Regions from separate parts of the Homo sapiens genome. Here region 1 is linked to region 2. A link is an interaction called in ENCODE POLR2A ChIA-PET data of the cell type or tissue named here. Cell type or tissue: K562. All regions are shown on one strand. Links, peaks and the distances in the headings refer to the core of each region. The heading gives the core; the rest is flanking DNA. Region 1 has its middle 8.5 kb from the start of MT1HL1. Region 2 holds the start of LOC105373218 (a long non-coding RNA gene).

The links. Peaks named below come from ENCODE experiments on the same cell type or tissue, not always from the same donor. Only the 100,000 strongest peaks of a DNase experiment are listed, where the experiment ranks them.
Region 1: POLR2A ChIA-PET joins it to region 2 with 5 read pairs; 1 of 35 experiments calls an interaction of 5 or more read pairs at or near these places.

What each region holds. Positions count from the first base shown.
Region 1 is chr1:237,010,765-237,015,161 of GRCh38, reverse strand. No RefSeq gene overlaps it. Among named protein-coding and RNA genes, the nearest start is that of MT1HL1, 8.5 kb to the right of the region's middle. RefSeq lists enhancers at 1,617-3,944, 4,387-4,397. In K562, for the core only: no CTCF peak of the experiment used is centred there; a DNase peak (open chromatin) is centred at 2,021.
Region 2 is chr1:236,911,706-236,916,102 of GRCh38, reverse strand. It overlaps LOC105373218 (a long non-coding RNA gene), which reads right to left and starts at 3,420. Exons shown (of 3, transcript XR_001738550.2): 1 at 1-3,420. In K562, for the core only: no CTCF peak of the experiment used is centred there; DNase peaks (open chromatin) are centred at 1,472 and 2,212.

The DNA.
Region 1 (4,397 bases), core at 101-4,100, 99 kb before region 2:
AAACCAGTAGAACAGAATAGAAACTACAGACATAGACCCACATATATGTGATCAATTGATTTGTAATTGGCTGAGCATGATGCCTCATGCCTGTAATCCCAGCACTTTGGGAGGCCAAGGTGGTTGGATCACCTGAGGTCAGGAGTTCGAGACCAGCCTGGCCAACATAGTAAAACCCCATTTCTACTAAAAATACAAAAAAAAAAAAAAAAAAAAATAGCTGGGCGTGGTGGCAGGCACCTGTAATCCCAGCTACTTGGGAGGCTAAGCAGAAGAATCACTTGAACCCGGGAGGCACAGGTTGCAGTGAGCCGAGACCACACAATTGCACTCCAGCCTGGGCAACAAGAACAAAACTCCATCTCAAAAAAAAAAAAAATTTAAGAGACGAAGTCTCACAATGTTGCCCAGGCTGACCTCGAACTCTTGGACTCAAGCAGTCCTCCCACTGCAACTTCCAAGGAGCTGGGACTACAGATGTGCACGACTGCACCCAGCTCAATTGACTTCTGATGAAGGTGACAGGTAATTCAATGAGGGAGAGAATCATCTCTTCAACAATCAGTGCTGTAACAAATGGACACATATGTGAAAAATAACTTTGTCATACCTCATTTCATATTCATCTGCAAAAATTCACTCAAAATGATCATAAACCTAAATGTAAAAGCTAAAGCAATAAAACTTCTAGAAGAAAACTTCAGAAGAAATGTTTGTGACCTTGGTTTGTATCTAAGATATCTCAGAGAGGACAAAAAGTACAAACTGTAAAAGAAAAAAAGTTGATAAATTGGACTTGATCGAAATTTAAAACTTTTCTTGTTAAGAAATTAAAAAGGCAAGCCAAAGATTAGGAAAAGATATTTACAACACCCATACCTGATAAAAGATTTGTATTGAGAATATAAGGAATTCTTCTAGGATAATAATAATAAGACAACTTTTTTTTTAAGGCAAAAGATTTGAACAAATAAACTCACTATATTTTAGGAAACTTATTTTTGTTATGGTTGAGACAGGGTCTTACTCTGTCACCCAGGCTGGAGTGCAGTGGTGCAATCATAGCTCACTGCAGCCTTGAACTCCTGAGTTCAAACAATCCTCCTGCCTTAGCCTCCCAAATAGCTGGGATTACAGCTGTGTGCCACCATGTCCTGCTAATTTTTAAAAGTTTTTTGTAGATATGGAGGTGGGGGTGTCCTGGGGGTGTTGCCCAGGATGTTCTTGAACTCATGGCCTCGAGCAATCCTCCCACCTCGGCCTCTCAAAGCGCTGGTACAGCCATAAGCCTCCATGCCTGGCAGTCTCCTCTTCTTATAAGGACATCATTCATTGGATTAGGGCCCATCCGAAGTCCAGAATGATTTCACTGTGAGATCCTTAACTTATTACGTCTGCAAAGACTCTGATATCCAAATAAGGTCACATTCTGAGGTTCTGGAAGAACATGAAATTGGGGGGCACACTATTCAACCTGCTTCACTCACCATCCTAAAGTTTATAATAGCATTTCTATTATAATTTATAATAGGAATTAAGAGTTTTACTTTAAAATTTATATATACCATTTATATATTCCTAAATTTTTCAGCAAAGTTTGTGTCACATTCATTCATTCATTCATTCACCAGACAAACATTTAGGGGACATTTACCATAGGACATAGGAGTTTAGGCTCTTATCCTAAACCTAGGTATCATTCCTACCCCTGAGTTCTTCACAATGATTTTGTACCTCTCCTTCCAAAAGGAATCATCTGGCAGAGAGAGCATTTCTCCCAGGCTGGAGTTATTTTCACACGTTAGTTTTTAAATTAAAACAATAGTAAAGTGCACTGACATTTTGTTCCTACAGCATGTGGAGTAATATTTTTATGGTTACTCTGGCAACCACAAAGGCAAGAGCAGCAGGGGGGAAGGAGCAGAAGGGCTGGCACGGGTCACTGGGAGGTGGAAGGAGCACCTCGCTGCGGTGTGCTGGCTCGGGTCCAAACAGGACGGGGCCGCAAGACCAGCTACTGCACAGAAAACGGCCTGAATCCCCAGCCTGAGTCATCGTCCCATGACTGGAGAACATGGACAGATTATTTTCTCAAGAAACTGGTGATAAACCAAGGGCTGCAGGAATTAAGATCTAGTGCTAAAAAAGAAATGTTTACATAGGGCTAGATATCCCGTCAGCATAGAAAGGGCAGTTGTTGATTGAACTACTATTTGTAGACGACAGGCACATGCGCTGCCAAGTCCATAGCGACTAAAGTGCTGTCAAGGACTTGGTTTTGCCAGTGCACCGGATTCCGGGACAAAGTCTGAGCTAGGTCATATGCTCTCTCCTCTCCCTATGCTTATGAAACATGGTCCTACCCCTAATTAGTCAGTCCCTGTCTATTATGGACCAACTACGTACACAGCACTGATCCAGGGGCTTTGGAAACACTTTTTTAAAAAAGCGTTAAACAGACTTTGCTCCAGCCAATGACATAATGCAAATGAGACAAATAAAATAAAATTGTGCTTATGCAACCTAGGTATTTCACCTTCTGAGTCTTAAAAAAAAAGAGAGAGAGAGAGAGAGAAAAAAGAGGGAGGTAGTTTGGGAAGGGAAAATTATGCAAAATCTTGTTGAAAGTCAACATGTCCTAATATTAGTGAAGAGTATGAGCTTGGCTTCACATGGTCCTGGATCGAACTCTAACTTTCACTCGCCAGCTAAATATCCCTATCCTTGCAGGTTACTTATATTTATTGACCCTTTCATCCCTCTCATTTGTAAAACGGAAAGGGAGATTCCTACCTTGTGGGTTTGCAGTGAGAATTAAATGAGAACATGTGTGATGAGCACTAATGTCATATCCGGCCTCTCACAGAAACTCAGTAAATGGTAAACGTCACTGTTGCTGTCGTTCATGGATTCAGTCTCACCCTGGGCATAGCTTGGGACAGGGACATGAGGCCATAGTGATTGAGAGCACCGAGAGGCTATGGAAGCTCACTTCTGAGGCCCAGTCCCCCCGGCAAAGTGCAGCATCCGAGGGACACCAGAGTCTCCGAACCAGAGGAAGTACAATGGCCATCAAGGACAGGAACTACCTAAACGCTCAGCCATCCTCTGAGACCTATTCGATGAGGTATCTGGCTCAACCACTTAGTTCCTACTACTAAGATTTTCTGATTTGGGGAGAAAAAGTGGTGAGTGGAAACCTGCTGGTTTCCCCCGGGACCTGGGGGTGACTCTGGAGCCCTCCTCTCAGTCTTCGCTCTGAGTCTTCGTAGAGGAGGAACAAGCATTCCTCCTCTACCTCAAGGTGTGGGTTAAGTGGGAAACAGGAGCTCGGTTGGGGCTTCAGGAGAATGATCCAGGGCCTGGTTGTGGGAAGTTGGCCAAAAGAAAAGTAGGGTGACCCACAACAATGTGGGAAGGAAGAGTTCGTCCTTTTCTCCTTGGCCATCGTCTCTATAACTTAGCAAAATCAACTTGGCTGAATGAGAAGTTGTCTCACCCCTCTGTTAGGTTAGTCACTCAATAACAATTATTTTTAAGATCATATTCTATTTATATGCCAAAGAGCTAAATATAGAACTGTGTGACTCTACCAGCATTCAGAAATATTCCAGATACACTAAAATGAAAACCTGACTATAAAATAAATCCACCCCAGATTACCTCAACTTTCAGAAGATCATATCTAGAAAGCAGACAATACTAACATTTAAATGGTTTTAATCATAGTCAGAACCAGAGAAAAACGTTTCTGTTTGTCAATCTTTTAAAGGCAAACAAACCTAAATCTTCACCAATATGCGATTTTTTAATACAATCATTTTTCACAAATGTGGTCAAATTGGTTACAAGAACAACTAATCCCACACTAGTTTTATTTAGTTCCCAGTGAGAAGGTGTAATTCTGACTTGCCTTGACTAATAGAACTGTCGTGTTGTCTGGCTAAACATAGAAGCTATTAGAGAATTAGGACATAAGTATTCTAACTTCTAGAATGATGGAGAATGAGAATTGGAGACTTAGGTCCTAGGCCCCAGCTCTGGACAAGTCTTTTAACAAAAATAGTGCTGAGCATTTGCTAGAGCACAGTTCTGAGTAAGTAAGGAGTATGGGAGAAGAGAAGGCTCATTTCTTTCCCTTGCAGGGGCCAAGGGAAAACTTCCCCTTTGCCCTCTGAAGTTTCACTGAAAACTTAACTGACAAACGGCAGATTAATTGGAGAAAAGCCATGAAAATTGATTCACATGCACGGGAGGGAGAACCCCCATCTCAATGAGAGATGACCCCCTATCCTAGGGAGGCCCAGATGTTATATGCTCTTATTCCAGAGGGGAGGGAGGGATAGGGAATGTAGATCATTCCGTTGAGGGGCAATCAATGATTACTAAGGAGAATG
Region 2 (4,397 bases), core at 228-4,227:
ATTACAGGCATGTGCCACCACACCTGGCTAATTTTGTATTTTTAGTAGAGACAGGGTTTCTCCATGTTGGTCAGGCTGGTCTCGAACTTCTGACCTCAAGTGGCTCACCCGCCTCAGCCTCCCAAAGTGCTGGGATTACAGGCATGAGCCACCGCACCCGGCGTGGGGTCATGTTCTTAACCTTTCTTGTGCTTAAGGTTTTTTGAGATTCTTGGATTTGTAGCATTATAATTTTCATCAAACTTGGAAAGTTTTCAGTCATTCTTTAATTTTCTTTGAGTCTTTAAAAACAGGCTTACTGGAATTTAATTCACATCATACAATGCACACATTTAATTTGTATAGTGCAATGTTTTGTAGTATATTTATAGAGTTGGGCAACCATCACAACAGTCAATTTTCAAACATTTTCATTACCCCAAAATGAAACCTGATACCCACTGGCAGTCACTTTCCAATTACCTCCAACTTATAAGCCCTATGCAATCACTTATCTATGTTCTATCTCTACAGATTTGCCTATTCTGGACTTAAAAAAAATAGTCATGCAATACGTGTCTTCTGTGGTTTAAAAAACAGAATGTACTGTCTCACAGTTCTGGGGGCTAGGTAACTGATAGCAAGATGTTAGCAGCATTGGTTTCTTCTGAGGCCCCTCTCCTCGGCTTGTAGATGGCCATCTTCTTATGTCCCCACATGATCTTCTCTCTGTGTGTGTCTGTGTCCTAATCTCCTCTTCTTGTAAGAATACCAGTCAGGTTGGATTAGGTCCACTCATGGACCTCATTTTACCTTAATTATCTGAAGACCCTATCTCCAAATACAGTCACATTCTGAGGTGCTGGGGGTTAGGACTTCATCATATGAATTTTTGGGAAACACAATTCAACCCATAATACTAGGCAGTGAGGACACTGAATTCATTATACTATTTACTCTATTTTTGTGAGAGTTTGAAATTTTTCATAATAGAAGGTTTTAACTTTTATTAAATTAGAAAATTGATGGAAGAGAATAATAAAGTTAAGCCAGTATGAACCACTGTAATAGCTCTAGAAAGAAATACAATCACTTATCTTTAAAAAAAAAATGACTTGATAATCCATAGGCCTATTAGCAGACCACCTTTTACATTCCTGAAGGGTGAATTTTGTCCCCTCAAATTCAAATATTGAAGTCCTACCACCCAGTACCTCAAAACATGACTGTATTTGGAAATAGGGTCTTTAGATAACTAAGGTAAAATGAGGTTATACGAGTGGATCCTAATCCAATCTGAATGGTATCCTTATAAGAAAAAAAGATTAGGGCACAGACACACAAAGAGGGAAGACCACGTTGGGACACAGGGAGAAGATGGCCACCTGCAAGCCCAGGAGAGAGGTCTCAGAAGAAACCAACCCTACTGACATGTTAATAGCAGCTGTAGAGCCTCCAGAACTGTGAGGCAGTAGATAAGGTACCTCAGCCTCCAATGTCTAAGAAACCCAAGATCATATCCAGTCCAAAGGGCAGTCAGACCTTCCCTATGTTAGGCATTAGATAGAACTGGAGTCTCTTTAGTACACCACTGATTTAACTTTTGCTGACATTTAATATTGCCATTTAAGTTTAATCTTTCACAATATTACAAGTATATCACAAGTTATACTTGCCGAGTAAAGCAACACAAGTGACCTTAATGGTCTGTATCATGGCATAGGCTGAAATATTAGAGGGAGGACAATTGAATATCTCCATGCTAGGGTCAGCCCCAACATGTAAATATCAAAGTTACAGCCATTAGCTTTTAGGTTTTTTTGGTTCACTTATGCAATTTCTTATTAATATTCCTCCAAGAGAACTGAGGATATTTCCAACACACCATGGAGTCAGAACACCCAATGAATCAAGATGAAATAAGATAAATATCCAAATTAGCTCAATGGGAGAAAAGAGGTTAATAGTCACAGAATCATAGAATTTAGAGGGCTGACTTCCATTTATGGCAATATAGTAAATTAACTGAGAACCCTCCTATCAAAAAACACCTGGAAATGATGGACAAAATATAATAAACATGCTTTTAAATATATAACTGAACATGCAAGAAAGTAAGAGAAATCCCTCGGGGCAAAGCCAGAAATGAAACAGAAATGCAGCTCAGACTGCCCTGATAAATGTTGCTGGACTTGATAACTGAGGGGCTACTATTTTAACAGCCATGTGAGGACAGGAGATAAAGCCTTGAATCTATAGTAGGAAGCTAGAGTGTAAGTTATCTAGTATCAGCACCCTCAAAGGCTTATACTTCAGTAAAAGGGTAGATTAGGAATAACATCCACCCACTGGCAAAGAGGTGTGACAAGAGAGCTTTCTGGTCTCATCTTGTCCTCTAGGTTACATTGTCTTTAAAACCAATATTACTCTGAGAATTCTAACTATGAATCATTTTCTCCTGCATTTGCAGTTTAAATTCATACTATCTTTGTGGTCTGTGAATCTCACCTCTGGTATGCCTGAGAGGAAGAAATGCTTTGAGGGACACAACTTTAACCCACACCTCCAAAATCTCAACAGATGAGGCTCCACCAGACATCATTAGCTCATCATCACTAAGACAAGTGAGAAGATTCGAGGGTTGGACCCACTCATATGTAACTGAATCATCTGAAACCCAGATATTTTAAATGACTTACCCAAAAGTTCCACAGCATTTAATTGGCAGAGACAGACCAGAGCTCAGGGCTTATGAGTTGTCTGTGAATTATTTACTCCTTCCAGCAATCTGCCTCTTTCCATATAGAAGTTCTTTCTCTGGAGAATCTAAGGGAAAAATCAGGTTCAATTGTCTTTATTTATTTATTTATTTGTTTGTTTGCCTTGAGACGGGGTCTCACCTTGTTGTCCAGGCTGGAGTGCAGTGGCCCAGTCTCAGCTCATGGCAACCTCCTACTCCTGGATTCAGGTGATTCTCCTGCCTCGGCCTCCAGAGTAACAGGGATTACAGGTGCATACCACCACATCCAGCTAATTTTGTATTTTTAGTAGAAATGGGGTTTCACCATGTTGGCCAGGTTGGTCTTGAACTCCTGACCTCAAGCGATCTACCCACCTTGGCCTCCCAAAGTTCTGGGTTTACAGGCATGAGCCACTGTGCCTGGCCTCACTTTTCAATATAGGATTGTTGATTTTGAAGACAATTGAGGCCAAGCATCGTGGGTCATGCCTGTAATGCCAGCATTTTGGGAGGCAGAGGCAGGCAGATCACCTGAGGTCAGGAGTGCAAGACCAGCCTGACCAACATGGTGAAACCTCATCTCCATTAAAAATACAAAAACTCACTTTGGGAGGCCAAGGCGGGCGGATCAAGAGGTCAGGAGATCGAGACCACCCTGGCTAACACGGTGAAACCCCGTCTCTACTAAAAATACAAAAAATTAGCTGGGTGTGGTGGTGCACGCCTGTAGTCCCAGCTACTCAGAGGGTTAAGGGGGGAGAATGGTGTGAACTCGGGAGGCAGAGCTTTCAGTGAGCCAAGATCGCGCCACTGCACTCCAGCCTGGGCGACAGAGTGAGACTCAGTCTCAAAAAAAAAAAAAAAAAATTAGCCAGGCATGGGCATGCACACCTGTAGTCCTAGCTACTCAGGAGGCTGAGGTGGAAGAATGACTTGAACCCTGGAGGTGAAGGTTGCAGTAAGCCAAGATCATTCCACTGCACTCCAGCCTGGGCGACACAGTGAGACTCTGTCTCAAAAAAAAAAAAAAAAAAAAAAAAAACACCAAAAAATGAGACTATTTGCCCCCAAATACTCAAATAAGCAAGTGGATTCTGCTACTGTGGTGCTTCAAGTTCACAGGTGTCCTCATCTGTATTCTGGAGATACTCTGCACCTGAGCAAGTGTGTTGAAAAGATGTGCTACCCAGCATGCTCACTGTCTGCTAACTGAAACACCCTTTGGGAAAGCAATCTGCTTAAGCATACCAACGGTTTTAAATGTAATGCTGCTTTGAGTAATTCATTCTTAGGAAATTCTCAGACATATGAATAAAGGGTTAGTGTTCAATTATACTCACACTATTGTAACCTACAATGCTAAAAAGTTGAAAATGCCCTAATGTTCTACAAAAAAAATGGTTACATAAATTACAGTACGTGTTTAAAATAGATTGTTCTATAGGCATTTTAAAAAATTTGAAGACTGATATAAAACTGAATGGAAAAAAATGAATTAAAAATATACATATCTATTGTTCTCACTCATGGGGAGCTGAAACAACTGATGTCATGGAGATCGGGAACAGAATGATAGACACTAGAGGCTGGGAAGGGGGTGTGGGTTGGAGGGGTTTGAATAAAGAGAGGTTGGTTAGTGGGTACAAATATACAGTGAGACAGAACAAATAAGCCACAG